4 separate regions of the Homo sapiens genome follow, and all the other regions are linked to region 3. The links are chromatin contacts, found by Hi-C or POLR2A ChIA-PET in ENCODE. All regions are on one chromosome and are shown on one strand. The core of a region is the stretch at or near the end of the contact, and the rest is flanking DNA. Distances in the headings are between cores, read along the strand shown. Region 1 overlaps JUN-DT (JUN divergent transcript). Region 2 overlaps LOC112268263 (a long non-coding RNA gene). Region 3 has its middle 52 kb from the start of LINC01358. Region 4 has its middle 39 kb from the start of HSD52.

What was found. A loop is a pair of places that touch in the nucleus more often than their neighbours do. ChIA-PET counts read pairs that join two places held with the same protein, here RNA polymerase II (POLR2A). Pooled maps may share reads with other maps.
Region 1: a loop to region 3 is called in a map of astrocyte of the cerebellum, with 6 times the contacts of the local background. The contact joins two enhancer-like sites. A Hi-C loop is called at or near these places in 3 of 168 maps with a recorded cell type or tissue (B cell, astrocyte of the cerebellum and sigmoid colon), 26 of 37 single-sample maps with no recorded cell type and 16 of 50 pooled maps. POLR2A ChIA-PET finds 5 or more read pairs at or near these places in 5 of 52 experiments (AG04450, B cell, HCT116 and 2 more).
Region 2: a pooled map shows a loop between it and region 3 (2.4-fold over the local background). The contact joins two enhancer-like sites. A Hi-C loop is called at or near these places in 1 of 37 single-sample maps with no recorded cell type and 2 of 50 pooled maps. POLR2A ChIA-PET finds 5 or more read pairs at or near these places in 2 of 52 experiments (T-cell and activated B cell).
Region 4: a loop to region 3 is called in a pooled map, with 2.2 times the contacts of the local background. The contact joins two enhancer-like sites. A Hi-C loop is called at or near these places in 1 of 50 pooled maps. POLR2A ChIA-PET finds 5 or more read pairs at or near these places in 4 of 52 experiments (GM12878, HCT116, activated T-cell and 1 more).

The regions. Positions count from the first base shown.
Region 1 is chr1:58,823,496-58,826,899 of GRCh38, forward strand. The region is part of intron 1 of JUN-DT (JUN divergent transcript); the gene reads left to right. Among named protein-coding and RNA genes, the nearest start is that of JUN-DT, 40 kb to the left of the region's middle. Within about 2 kb of position 1,721, at least 9 of the 41 ENCODE cell types and tissues checked have a DNase peak (open chromatin) inside an H3K27ac peak, as active enhancers do.
Region 2 is chr1:58,754,135-58,757,259 of GRCh38, forward strand. The region is part of intron 6 of LOC112268263 (a long non-coding RNA gene); the gene reads left to right. Among named protein-coding and RNA genes, the nearest start is that of JUN, 28 kb to the right of the region's middle. RefSeq lists an enhancer at 868-2,067. Within about 2 kb of position 1,422, at least 28 of the 41 ENCODE cell types and tissues checked have a DNase peak (open chromatin) inside an H3K27ac peak, as active enhancers do.
Region 3 is chr1:58,966,869-58,970,251 of GRCh38, forward strand. No RefSeq gene overlaps it. Among named protein-coding and RNA genes, the nearest start is that of LINC01358, 52 kb to the right of the region's middle. RefSeq lists an enhancer at 1,714-1,873. Within about 2 kb of position 1,868, at least 26 of the 41 ENCODE cell types and tissues checked have a DNase peak (open chromatin) inside an H3K27ac peak, as active enhancers do.
Region 4 is chr1:59,106,298-59,109,219 of GRCh38, forward strand. No RefSeq gene overlaps it. Among named protein-coding and RNA genes, the nearest start is that of HSD52, 39 kb to the right of the region's middle. RefSeq lists enhancers at 939-1,439, 1,440-1,940. Within about 2 kb of position 1,359, at least 11 of the 41 ENCODE cell types and tissues checked have a DNase peak (open chromatin) inside an H3K27ac peak, as active enhancers do.

The sequences.
Region 1 (3,404 bases), core at 471-2,970, 140 kb before region 3:
TCATGGTGAACACGTTCACTCCCTTTTCATTAGGGGGCTGCTGTGGCCAGAGCATGGGCTTCTGAGTCAGAGAGGCCTCTGCTCAAATCCCTGTTCTACCAGCTACTAGCTGCTGTGTGACCCCGGCTGAGTCACTTAACCTGTTTGAGCACTATCTGAGAACTCAGAAAAATAAGATCCACCTCAGAGGTGTTTGTAGTAAGACTCAAGTAGGAGAGCATGTGTGTGGTATCCAAAACAGCATCTGCTGTGAGTTCAATCAGTGCTAATTACTTCTCTTGACAACTCTCCTCTCCCCTTGTATCTTTAAGGCTGCAGTAGTTGGGGGTTGGTCTGTTTTATTTCTAAAACCACTCGTCACATGCTAAACTGAATCATGCTGAGTTGCATGAGTTCCTTTCTGCATTAAGCTGTGGACTCCTTAAGGAAAGGATGTGTAGCTTGCAGTTCTAACCCCTGGTACTGAGTAGACATGCTGTTCTAGGGGCTCACAGAGGGGAGGCGGTGAACCACAGGAGAATGAACTTAAACTCTGGGCTACCCAGATCTAGGTTTGAGTTTCTTATGGTAGGACCCTAGACAAATCATCTAATGATACTGAGACTCAGTTTCTTCATCTGACAAATAACCCAACAGAGATGCATGCATAGATGCATACGTTTAGGGATTGTTAGGAAGAGCAGAGATAATGCTTGTAAAATGGCTAGCATGGTACCTGGTGCATACTAGGTCTTAGTGAGCAACTGTTGACTGACTAAAGCCTCCGCCCAGTGTTCCATTCTATCGCTAATAGCATCGTCTTTTCCTGAACAGAAGAAACTGGGAAGTATCCACAGGAGCAAAACACCAAGTGGTGTGAGAAAGAGACATTTGCCCTTGCGAGGGAGAATATTTTATCCCTGACATTATTCAGAATTACCTGCACATGTGACAATGAACAAAGAGACTGACTTTTGTTAAATTTCTTCTTTTTTTAAAGTTTGCTACAGATAATGCATGCCTTTATATATAACCTGTACCAGGTGGACTGCTCTCTACCTCCCCAACCTTGGTTGACACTGGCTTACAGGTGGAGGCCAGGGGGTGGTAGGGTAGGGGAGATGGGGTGCTTAATTCCAAGGCAATGAGATGACTGTAAGTAGAGGTGCATCCATGGCTCCGTTAGGAGCACTGAAGTCAAAGCTACCCATCCACCCTGGTGTTGGGACCAGGATTTGGGGCCACCACTGCCAGAAAAGGCTCAAAAGGAAGAATATTGAGGCTGGTCTTGCAGGAAGTTCGGGACCATGCCAAACAGGAAAGAGGAGGAAGGGACCTATTAGGCATAGAGGTTCCACACTGCAGGCCATATTCAGAGGATCTCAAGTAGGAGGGTTTGGTTGGGGCAGAACCAACAGGGCATATTACTTATATTTACAAATCTCCCAGGGAGTGACTGAATTTCCACTTCCTTACAGGTTCTGAAGAAGATTCCAGCCTGCCACACTGTTATGCTGTGAGTCCAGGGCTTAGTGGAACCCTGTCTTGGCCCACAGCCATTAGGATATTTCTCAGGGAAAGCCCTTGGACCAAGAAGTCTAGAATTGTCTGTGAAAACAAAAGCATTTGGATTCTTTTCAGGAAAAATGTAACCTGCAAACAAATAGCCTTGGAAAATCAGTGCCTCACCCTCGGTGCTTGGGTCAGGCACAGGGAGTGCCCCCACCCCGCCCCACCTGCTGCTTTCTGGCTGGAGGCCACCTCCTTTTCCTCTTCTGTATGTTGTCCTGGCTGCCCAGAGGGCAATGCCTCCCCTCCCTGCCTCACCCTTCCCTAGACTTGTTCAGGCCCCAAGTCTTTGCAAGTGTGCTCGCTCTACCCGGAATGTTCTTCCCTCCTTGTCTGTGAGCCCTTTATTATTCTTTAGGACCCAGCTCCAACTTCTCCCTGTTGGTTGATTATTTGCTCCCCTACTATATTGCCCTGGATAATTTCAATTTTAAATATTCTTTTTTTTAAAGATAATAATCCTTGATTTTATATTTAAAAATATAATAATAAAGATGGTTGGTTACCAATTCTTTTTTTTTTTTTTTTTTTTTTTGAGACAGAGTCTTGCTTTGTCACCCAGGCTGGAGTGCAGTGGCTCAGTTCACTGCAACCTCCGCCTCCCAGGTTCAAGCAATTCTACCACCTCAGCATCCCAAGTAGCTAGGATTACAGCCACATGCCACCATGCCCGGCTAATTTTTGTATTTTTTTAGTAGAGACGGGGTTTCACCATGTTGGCCAGGCTGGTCTTGAACTCCTGACCTTGTGATCCACCCACCTCGGCCTCCCAAAGTGCTGGGATTACAGGCATGAGCCACCGCGCCCGGCCAGTTGGCAATTCTTAAACTCTTAAGCTCTTGTTATGAGCCAGGCATTGTGGTACATAATGTTACCCACTCCACATGCAAAGTGTTTAGGACAGAAACAGGCACATAGTAAGTGCTCGGTAAGTGTTACTTATTACTAGTCTTATTAGCTATTTTAATTCTTTCACAGCATTTGCAGAAATTATGCTTTCTTCTGTGCATTATAATGATCAGGTTACATGTCTGTGAGCTTCTTGAGGGCAGGGACTATGTCTTTTACCTCTGGTATCTCAGAGCACGTGACTATCCCAAGGGTATTTCATGAGTGAATATCTAGATGTTGAAGTTGGTGACTGATGTTTATCTCAAGAGTTCCCAAGTCAATTTGGAGTAAGGGTAGCCCAAAGAATATAGGACTGAGAATCAGAAGATCTCGGCTTAGTTCTTTTCCAACTAACTACTAGCTTTGTGACCTTGGGCAGATTAGCCAATCTTTTCTGAATCCCAAATAACCTTTTTCCAAAATGAGAATAATTGTCCCTACCTTGCTTTCCTTTCAGGTTTGCCTTGAGCATCAGATGACCTCACACAGGGGAGAGTTTTGTGAACTGTAAAGTATTTAACACATGTGCAACATTATTGTTTGTATCATATTGCCATCACCACCATACTTGGTGAAACATGAGCTCACATGTAGCTCTTGTTATATAAATATCAATATGTCATTTTGGCTTCTTCACAGTGTTCAAAACTGTAGTTCCTTAATGTTTGGGATGTTCTTTCTCCTCAAAGCAGGCATCCAAGGTATTCACCTCAAGCATTTTGAAGGGTTTTAAATGGCTCTTGATTTTATCACTTGCCTGTTTTAAAATCTCTGGCCCAAAATTTCAAAGTTACACTTTCTCCCAGGAGAGGTCCTGTAAGAATTGTAACTAATCATAGCATTTACTGTTTGATATTATGTAATTCAAGAAGTGAGATGCTAGAGGTTATAAGAAGGGCTGAAAAGAACTATAAGACATAATCTTACTCTCAAGGAACTTCCTATCTAGTATGGGAGTTAGAGCT
Region 2 (3,125 bases), core at 172-2,671, 210 kb before region 3:
CTACCTGTGACCTTACCTCTTTAGGCCTGTTTTCCCACCTATAACATGAGGGATTGCATTATAATAATCTCAGCATTCTTCTCCAGCTCTAAATTTATGATGAGTCACCCAACAGTGCCATGCAGTGAAAATAGCCCTAAGGCCCTAAGATGTAATTTCAGAGAGTGACTGTGGTTCAAAGATGAAAAACTGAGTGTTAATTGCCCCTTCTCCTGTGCTCCCATGGTCCTAGGGCAGGGTGCTGCTGTAGTGCACATTCTGCTGTGCATGCTGAGAAGCTGGCTCCGGGTCTGCACCAGCAGAAAGGTCTGTGCTTATGGAGGGTGAGCACTGTGTCCTGTGCACTGCCACGTGACTGTTTTTGTAGGCCTTTCTTCCCATCAGACCATGACTACTTTGATGGCAGGGACCATGTCTTATTTATCCTTCTGCCTTAGTGCCTGCCGCTGAGTAGTCTGTAGATGTTTACAGAGTGAAGGAATCAATGAATAATGACTGAGTGAGAAAACTATACTTTTTCAGGGTCAATAAAGGAAATAGCACAAGAGAATCTCCCCTGATAAACTTGTCAAAGTGATCCCAGAATTAAACATTCAGGCTGGAGAGGTTATTAGTGACTTGCTTAAGGCCACATTGTTTAAAAGCAGCAAAGCTAGGACTCCTTTCCTCTCTCCTTTTCTTTCTTTTATTCAGTACCCCAAAAGGGTGTTTGGCTCCAGCATTGAACACAGGTGACTTTGAATAACAATTTATCGGAACAAGATGAATTTTGAAGCAGGTAGGAGGGTGGCTTTTGAGTCTGACAGATGTGGGTTCAAATCCTCTGGGGCCGCTGACTATCAGTGTGATCTATGGCAACTTAACCTCCCGGAAGCTCAGTTTCCTCGTGTGAAAAGTAGAAGTGATAACATCTCCACCATCTCCCTTGCAGGCTGCTTCTGTGGGGTCATTTGAAGGCTTATGGTTAACCCAGATAAGAGGTAGGATGGGAGTTTCTAACACAAGTCTCTTACTGTCCTGCACGATTTGTTGCTTCAGAGAAATGGGGTCTTCTCTATCTTTTTTGAAATTCCATTGTTGGCTTAGACAATGAGTAGCCTTCTGTGTATGTGATGTACATTCTCCCCCAGACCTACTGTTATGTATTTTCCAGCCTACTGAGGTAGTCCAGGCCCATTCACTATACACATCAGTGTGTGCTGGCTTGTGTTTTTACCCTTTCTGCAGCTACAGCCTGAACTAAGACTGGGTCCTTGCAGCTCTCCAACACATGATTGCTGCCTGCCAGAACCACAGACCTTTCTCGGGACTGGCACGAATTTCAGCCAACAGAGCCTGCACAGAAACACATGGAAAAGGCTTCCGGTGGAGCTTACTGTGAGTCACAGACAGCCATAGTTGCACTGGATAGAGAGCTGGCAGATGCCATCAGCATATGCCCTTAGAAACTTTGGTTGTTTTGTGGCCTGGAGAAGAGCCCAGAATTATGGAGCCTAAGAGGCAGCACCTCTGCTTTCTGAAGAGGAAGCCGTAGTGCCGTGGACTTCACCACGTGCACAGTGGCTGCATCCAGACCTGAATGCCCCTCTCATTACTCACCGGAAGTGAGCTTTGAACACTTCACACAGGAAGATGACTCGCTCCTCCAACAAGATGCAGAAAGTCTTTCCAAGCAAATGACTTGAAGTGTTTAAATATTCTGTTTCTTAGTCTGCTTTTTTTCTGTTAAATCCTTCAGCTTGAATGAGCACCTTTATCTGCAAATTGATCTGGTTGTAGCATCCCTTGACCATGTAGGTGGATTTTTAATTTGTACTTAAGGCCAGTTACAATATGCCATCTGCAACTCTGCTCCCTTTATGCTCCTGTAGCACTGCTATAGAGAGGAAGGGTTTGTCGTAGCAATGGGAAATAAAACAATGAGCATACAACTTTTACAATTGGAAATGAAGAAGCATAAAAAAAAATAACGGCTGATATTTGTTATCGGTCAGGCCTGAGTATGAGAATTATGGGTCTCTAACATGCCTGAATTAGCAAGAGGATGAAATTGCAAGAAGGCAGGCTGGAGAACAACCTCTTGACCCCACTCAGCATTTTGGAGCATGGCAGCTTAACAGATCCAACACAGAAAACAAGGGAATGGGTTAGTCTGGTGCTCATTCTCAAAGGTAGATGTGTCTGAAGTGAGAACTCTTGTTTGCATTCTCTGGAACCAAGTAGGGATCTGTCATCTTTTGGGAAGATCTGTCCTTCCTCAGCAGGTGTCCCATCAGCAAGGACAAAATCTGGAACCCAGATTCCAGGGAAAGAAACTAAGAAGAGCTAGGCATGGATCCAGGCCATTCAACAATAGGCTAGGGACAACAGCAGGCTCTGAGCTCAGGGAAGGGACGCTTGGGCAGAAACTAGTCTTACGGGATTGGGGAAGGTAGCACAGTATCACAGGGAGAGCATGTCTTTGGACTTGAAGAGACATAGATTATAATCCCAGTTTTGGTGCTTACTAGCTATGTGATTGCAGGTAGGTCAGTTTCCTTCATGGGACTCATCTGCAAAATAATTCTTACAGAGGCATCATAATACCCAAGATCATAGTCAAATAAACTTGGAATAGAAACTCTGGCCCATCATTTATGAACCATTAGTTCCTTAACTTTTGTCCTAACCTTCCTTAAGCCTCAGTTTTCCTATCTGTAAAAAGGAGATAAGATTACTTATCTTAGATCTAGTGTGAGGATTAATTGAAACATTGCAAGTACAATACTCAGCATAAGGCTCAGAACACAGAACACATTCCATAAATGGTGCTATGATTGGTCCTGGGATATTGGCTCCTGGTCTGGTTGGCAGTGAAGGCAAGGAAAACATGTGTGTGGGATATGCTGACAGTTTAGGGGATGTCCTAGAGTTTCCCATAGTTGTCCCAGTCAGTTTGATCTTGGTATTATGCACTAGGCTGTGTACTGTTTGGCCCCAGTTAAGATTCCAGGTCTGAGAACATTTTTGAAGCCCCTAGATGGATGGGCTGAGGTGATGAAAGAGGTAACTTTGATATGAACTATGCCTCAATAAGTGGGTTCTGCAAACTGGGGAAGGCAGGGCTGAAGCTGACAGCTTTATAG
Region 3 (3,383 bases), core at 618-3,117:
TTGTGTGCCCCAAACTTTGTTGTAGCATCTATCGCAGTCAGCCCCTGAGACCCTCTCCTCCTCTCTAGGGTGAGTTCCTTGGCCTCAGTGCTCACTCACTCCCAGGGTTCTAAGCTTACTGGGCAACGACATATCACTAAGCTGGCTGGTACTCTCTAGGCAAATGCAAATGGCTCAGAAGGTATAACACATTATGCCATCATCAACTATTAATATCTAATATCAGATCAGCCGGCATCATCTTGTCAAACTAGAAAAGAAAGTAAGCTTCTGCCAAACATCTGCCATGTGCTGGGCCACCTTCCAAAGATGCCTCATTCAATCCACCAGCAACCTGGGCAGTAGGTTCTCATCTCGCAATGTGGAAACCAAGGCCCAGAGGAGTGGCTGCCCAGCTTGTGAGTGACAGAGCCTGACTCAAACCCAGGTCTCCCTGTTTATTACAGAGGCAAATCAAGAAACATGCTGTCAGAAGAATGGGCCAAGGCTACTGAGGAAACTGGGCCTAGAAAGGTTAATTTGGATAATAACAAACAATTACAAATGGACAATAATGATATCTAGCTTCACACACTTTGTTGATGCCAACTGTCACCCACTGCTACAGCAGAGGGGCATGCTCCTGAGGCTGGGTTCCTCACTATTAGCTGTGGGACTGCACATGCACTTTACACTGCCTACTCAGGTTAAACATTACCTCCTCTAAGAAGCCCTCCTGGACCTCGCAAGTCCTGGATAGGTACACATGTATTTGCCTACAGAGGCCCTTGTAGTTGCCTCTACATACTTACATATGAGTGTATATAAATATACCTTACACTCTCTCTTTCTTCGTATGTATGGGATACATATACACATACATATATAGATATATACATACACATATACACATACAATATACATACATATATATGTATATATATGTGTGTATATATATAGTATATATGTATATTGTATGTGTATATACCTAACTAAAGCCTCAAGACTTCTGTTGACACCTCAAAGAGGGCTTGAGAGCTGTCCTCTATGCTGAAGACTGCAGAGAGGTGGAGGGTATAGACTTGTTTTCAGTGTTCTTGAGGGGGAAGGCCCAATAGGTGAAAGCTGCAGAGACATCAATTTTGATTCAGCCCAAGGAAAAACTTTCTAGTAGCGAGAATTTCCCCAGGATGCAGCAGGCTCCCTGGGGGAGCCTATGAGCGTGGGCTGGGAGAGGCAACTATGGAGAAGGCTACACTTTAAGTGGTGTAGGGAGGAGTGGGAACTGGATCCCTCTAATGGGGTCTTCTAGTTTTGTGATTGGGGGCTCTTTTACCATAAAAAAAACTATTATTTATTAACCTTCTATGAAGCGCTTATCTCCTTACAAACATGAATTCATTCAACCTCACATTGGCCCTGCAAGGTAGATATTATCCAGTTCATGGATAAGGAAATGAGGCTCAGAGAAGTGGGGTAGCTTGCTCATTAGAAATTGGCATAGAAACATGAGCTGCATCTCACACTAGAACTCCGTAGAATAAACCAGCTGCCCCCACTTTCCTCCAGCAGTTAGGTTCATACAAGTTTTACCCATGTCAGCAGCACAACAGAGTTCATTTGGTTTTGTTTTCATGTTCCTTTACTTCCTCTCCAGTATCTCTACCTTTTTCATGCTGAAAGTTGGCCAGCAGTCCAGACCATCAGATCTAATCTGCTCTGGGGGAGTAGGGGCCTGGCCTGGTTCACAGGCAGTCCCCAGACTGGGTGGTGCCTCCTGAACCCTCTTTATTCCTTCTAGAAGGAATCCACTGTTTACTACCTTGTTCCTGGACCTCTAGACACATTTATAAAGCCACAGAACCTGGGAGGGGTAAGGAGGTTACATGAAGCGTGGCAGCTACAGCTGACAGAAGGTTTCAGAAAGTCCTGTCGCTTCAGTTTCAAGTCTGATGAAAGAAAAAAAAAAAAAAAAAAAAGCTAAGCAAAGCCCAACGAGGCTGCCTGCCAGGAGTCTGTGAAACATGGCCCAGGCCAAAGCCAGTGTCAGCCAAGAGGGAAATTACAGGCCTTAAATGGCAGACAAGTCTGCAAAAGCCTCCTAGAGTTGTGTTTGGCAAATGTTTGTTTGCATACATGTTTGTTTGTGTGGATGTGTTTTTCAGCATGTATTTTTTTTTTTAGTTATGTATTTAGCTCTAAGATCGTTTTTAAAAACAATGTCAAAATTGTACTTTAAAATAATTTATTCCTGGTGAATATTTGGAGCAATTCCATTCAGTTTAGTTCAAGTCAGCAACTATTTACTGACAGTCTATTCCATGCCAGGCACTGAGATTGGCACTGGGCATCCTGGGTTGCTAAAGGGGCTGCCCCATTCTGAGCTAGCTCAGTGGCTGCTGTAGAAAAAAGTCAGCCCAAATGCCCATCAATGATAGACTAGATAAAGAAAATATGGTACATATACACCATGGAATACTATGCAGCCATAAAAAGGAATGAGATTATGTCCTTTGCAGGGACATGGATGAAGCTGGAAGCCATTATCCTCAGCAAACTAACACAGGAACAGAAAACCAAACACCACATGTTCTCACTCATAAGTGGGAGCTGAACAATGAGAACACATGGACACAGGGAGGGGAACAACACACACTGGGGCCTGTTGGGGGAGGGGAGTGGGGAAAGCATTAGAGAAAAGAGCTAATGCATGCTAGGGTTAACACCTAGGTGAAGGGTTGATAGGTACCACAAACCACTGTGATACACATTTACTTATGCAACAAACCTGCACATCCTGCACTTATACCCCAGAACTTAAAAGATAAAAAAATTAAAAAATTAAAGCAAACAACAAACAAACAAACAAAAGTGATAATCAGGTGAGAGAATGAGGAAGAGGAATATTGTTTTCTAAATGAATATAATAGTTGGCTTTATTTTACAGTAAACATGTAGTTTCAAAAATATTAAAAACAAAGCACAGACAACTTGACAAATTACCATTTGTTCCACCACCTAGAATTAACTAATTTTTATATTTGTCATATTTGAATTATACATTTGTATGTGTATAAAAATTTTTAAAGTGTTATTAATAAAGCTGTGGTTCTCCTCCAAGAAAAAAGAGAAAAAGACACATGCATGGAAAAGAATCCCAGAGGACCCTTGGGCCCAGATCATTTCAGTCCGGTGTGGCTGGGACAAAAGAGGGAGAAGCCTTAGTTCTTGGGGGAGAAGGAGTCAAGTAGGACTTTACAGGCATACAAAGGTCTGGAGGGGGCCCTTCCAGGTACAGGAAAGAAACCTAGGGGAGCTCATCTGAAGGTCAGGGATGGATGACTTGCTCAAGGTCCCACAGCTAGAAACTGGCAGCCTGAAGATTTGAACTCAGGTCTGTCACA
Region 4 (2,922 bases), core at 109-2,608, 140 kb after region 3:
GAGCACAGACCCTGGGAGAGGTGGCCTAGAGACAGAAATTCAAGCGAAACTGGCAATAACTGCAGGGAGAGAGCAGAAAAAGAACACGTACTGAACCCTGTGCAGACTCTGCGATACTAATAAAAGCTAATGTTCACTCAAAGCTTACTGTTTGCCAGATGCTGTTTTAAGTGCTTTTGTATGAATGAACTCACTTAATCTTCAGATCAACACTATAAAGTAACAATTATTATTCTCCCATTTTCCAAATAAGGTTCAGAAAGGTTCAGGAACTTGCCCAAAGACACTCTGCTAGAAGGGGCAGGGCCCAGGGTTGAACTCTCATGGTCAGACCCCAGAGCTCACATACTGGACCTCTAACCTCGTGCTCCTCCTCACCATGATTGCTGGACCAGCATCATCAGCATCCTTTGGAGACGTGCTAGGAAGACCATGCTCTCCAACCCACCCAATCAGAAAGTGGGGGTGTAGTACAGTGGGGCCCTCTGGTTTTTTATATTTATTTTATTTTATTATTATTATTATTATTATTATTATTATTATTATTATTATTACTATTATTTGAGACAGGGTCTTGCTCTGCTGCCCTGGCTGGAGTGCAGTGGTGTGATCATGGCTCACTGCAGCCTCTACTTCCTGGGGTCAAGCGATCCTCCGACCTCAGCCTCTCAAGTAGCTGGGACTATAGGTGCAGGTGCACACCACAAAACCCAGCTTTTTTTTTTTTTTTTTTTTTTTGAGAAACTGGGTCTCACTACGTTTCCCAGGCTGGTAGCAAACTCCTGGGCTCAAGCAATCCTCCTGCCCCAGCCTCCCAAAGGCTTGGATTACAGGCATGAGCCATTGCATCTGGCCTAGCTCTATTTTAACAAGCTTCCCCCACTCCTCAAGTGATTATCATGTATGATAAATTTTGAGAACCTTGCTCTAGATACTAACTGCTTTCAGTAACTCATAAAATTTTTTATAATTAAGGATAATTAACACCACTATTTCACTGAGGCAACTGAGCCTCAAAAGGGTCTCATGCTCATGGGTCAAACAGCTAGAAAATAGTACAGCCAGGATTTCAACCTGAGCCCCCTATGTCGAAACACCGGCTTTTTTCACTATACCATGCCCATGTTCAGTACCTCTCCAGAAATCAGTTTATCCAGAAGTAGAAGAGAGGGAGAAAAGAGAGTGGGAAGGCACTGGCCCTGATACCAGAGGAGGGTGAAAAAAGAGGATACATATGGAAAAATTGGCCAAACCTCATCTCTTTGGTCATCATGCCCCTAAAGTGGTGGTGGCAGCTTGGTTCTGCCTTGTTGGGCAACCTCATGTGTGCTGGGCTGCTGATTTTCCTGGGCCTCAAGCATCGGACCTATTCTTAGCTCAGCCCCGATGGGACATGTTTGCCGGGTATTGCCAAATCACAAGAACAATCACACCCTAGTAGCAGGCAGGCTATGCTTGGCTCACAGACCATGCAGGGCTGTCTGGGCATGTACCCAGCCTCCGCCCAGATGCTGGTCCCACCTGGACCAGCCCTAGGTGGGAAGAAAGAGATTCCAGGGGAATCCGGGCCATTGCAAATCCTTTCTCTAGTCACAAGATGCTGTTGCTGAACAGGATCTCAAAAATCCAAGAGGCCCACAGGGGCACTGTAACTTATCGCTGGTCACCCAGCCAGTGGGTGGTAAGGTGGAATTCAGAATCCCAGTCCTCCTGACTTCTTTTCCCTATGCCGTACAATCTGAGTTCTCCAATATGTTTGTTTATTTGTGTTCTGTCTGCTTCTGCTAACCAGAAAAAAAAAAAAAATTAGCCAAGGAATGCCAATACCCATTGTAACAGATGGAACCTCCCAGGAGGCGGTTTGCAAATGGAGACAGCAAACTGGCGACCCCAGGAGGTGATTTTTTATGAACAGCATTAGGGATCCAGTGGCACTGGTAAAAGGAACAAAAAGTATGCCTCACAATTGTAGGCAGCACTTTTATGCTAATGTCCCCCCCCCAAGTGTTAAACGTTTGCTTTCCTTTATTAGCTAATATCACAAGTTACTCAAGAGAGAAGAGGGGCCAGATGTTTCATTATTATTAATTATAAAGATATAAGTAATGATAATAACTGCTGTCTTTGGTGTCAGGCTTTGTGTTTTACATTCATCAGCTCATTTAAGCCTTACAATAATGTCGTGAGGTGAGTAATATTAATATTAGCTTCATTTTACAAATGGAGAAATGAAGGCTCAGAGAGGGTAAGTCACTTGCTCAAGGTCATACAGCTGGTAAGTGTCAGAGCCAGGCCCAAGAGCTCCAAAGTATGTGAGCTTAAACTTATGGAACACCCCTTTTAGAAAAGAGGAGACTGGTTGGGAAAGCAGAAGACAGATGGACAAACAGATGTGACAGCTGCCTTCACATAGCAAATGCTTTATTTTGTAGAATAAAGAATAAGCAAGACCTGTTTCCTGAAAACACCAGAGCAGCTACATAGAAGTTACAGGGTTGCACATGTCATTCAGTGTAAGAAATGACCACTGTTGACTCACAGAGAAAGTTGTTCAGATGGTAGCCCCCATCTCTGGAAATGCACATCATAATTGCACTAGGTGATTATCTAGTCCAGACCTCTCTTCTACTCCATTGTAAATGAAGTAGAGAGAGGTCTGGACTAGACAATCCCTAAAATCCCTTCCAGCTGGGGGATTCTACAGTTTGTGAGCATTTAAGCATCTTGAGGGTAGATATGGCATTCAATATCTCTCCATGCTCCCCAGAGCATAATGGCACAGGCCTACACAGGCAGTGGTAAGAAAATGTCTGCTGGTGTTGCCAGTAATGTAATCACTTTCCTCTGCCTGGTCCTCAAAATGGGAGATCAAGGAGATCTCTCTTTGCCACATTAGCAGGTCTCAATTCCAGCAAGTGGCAA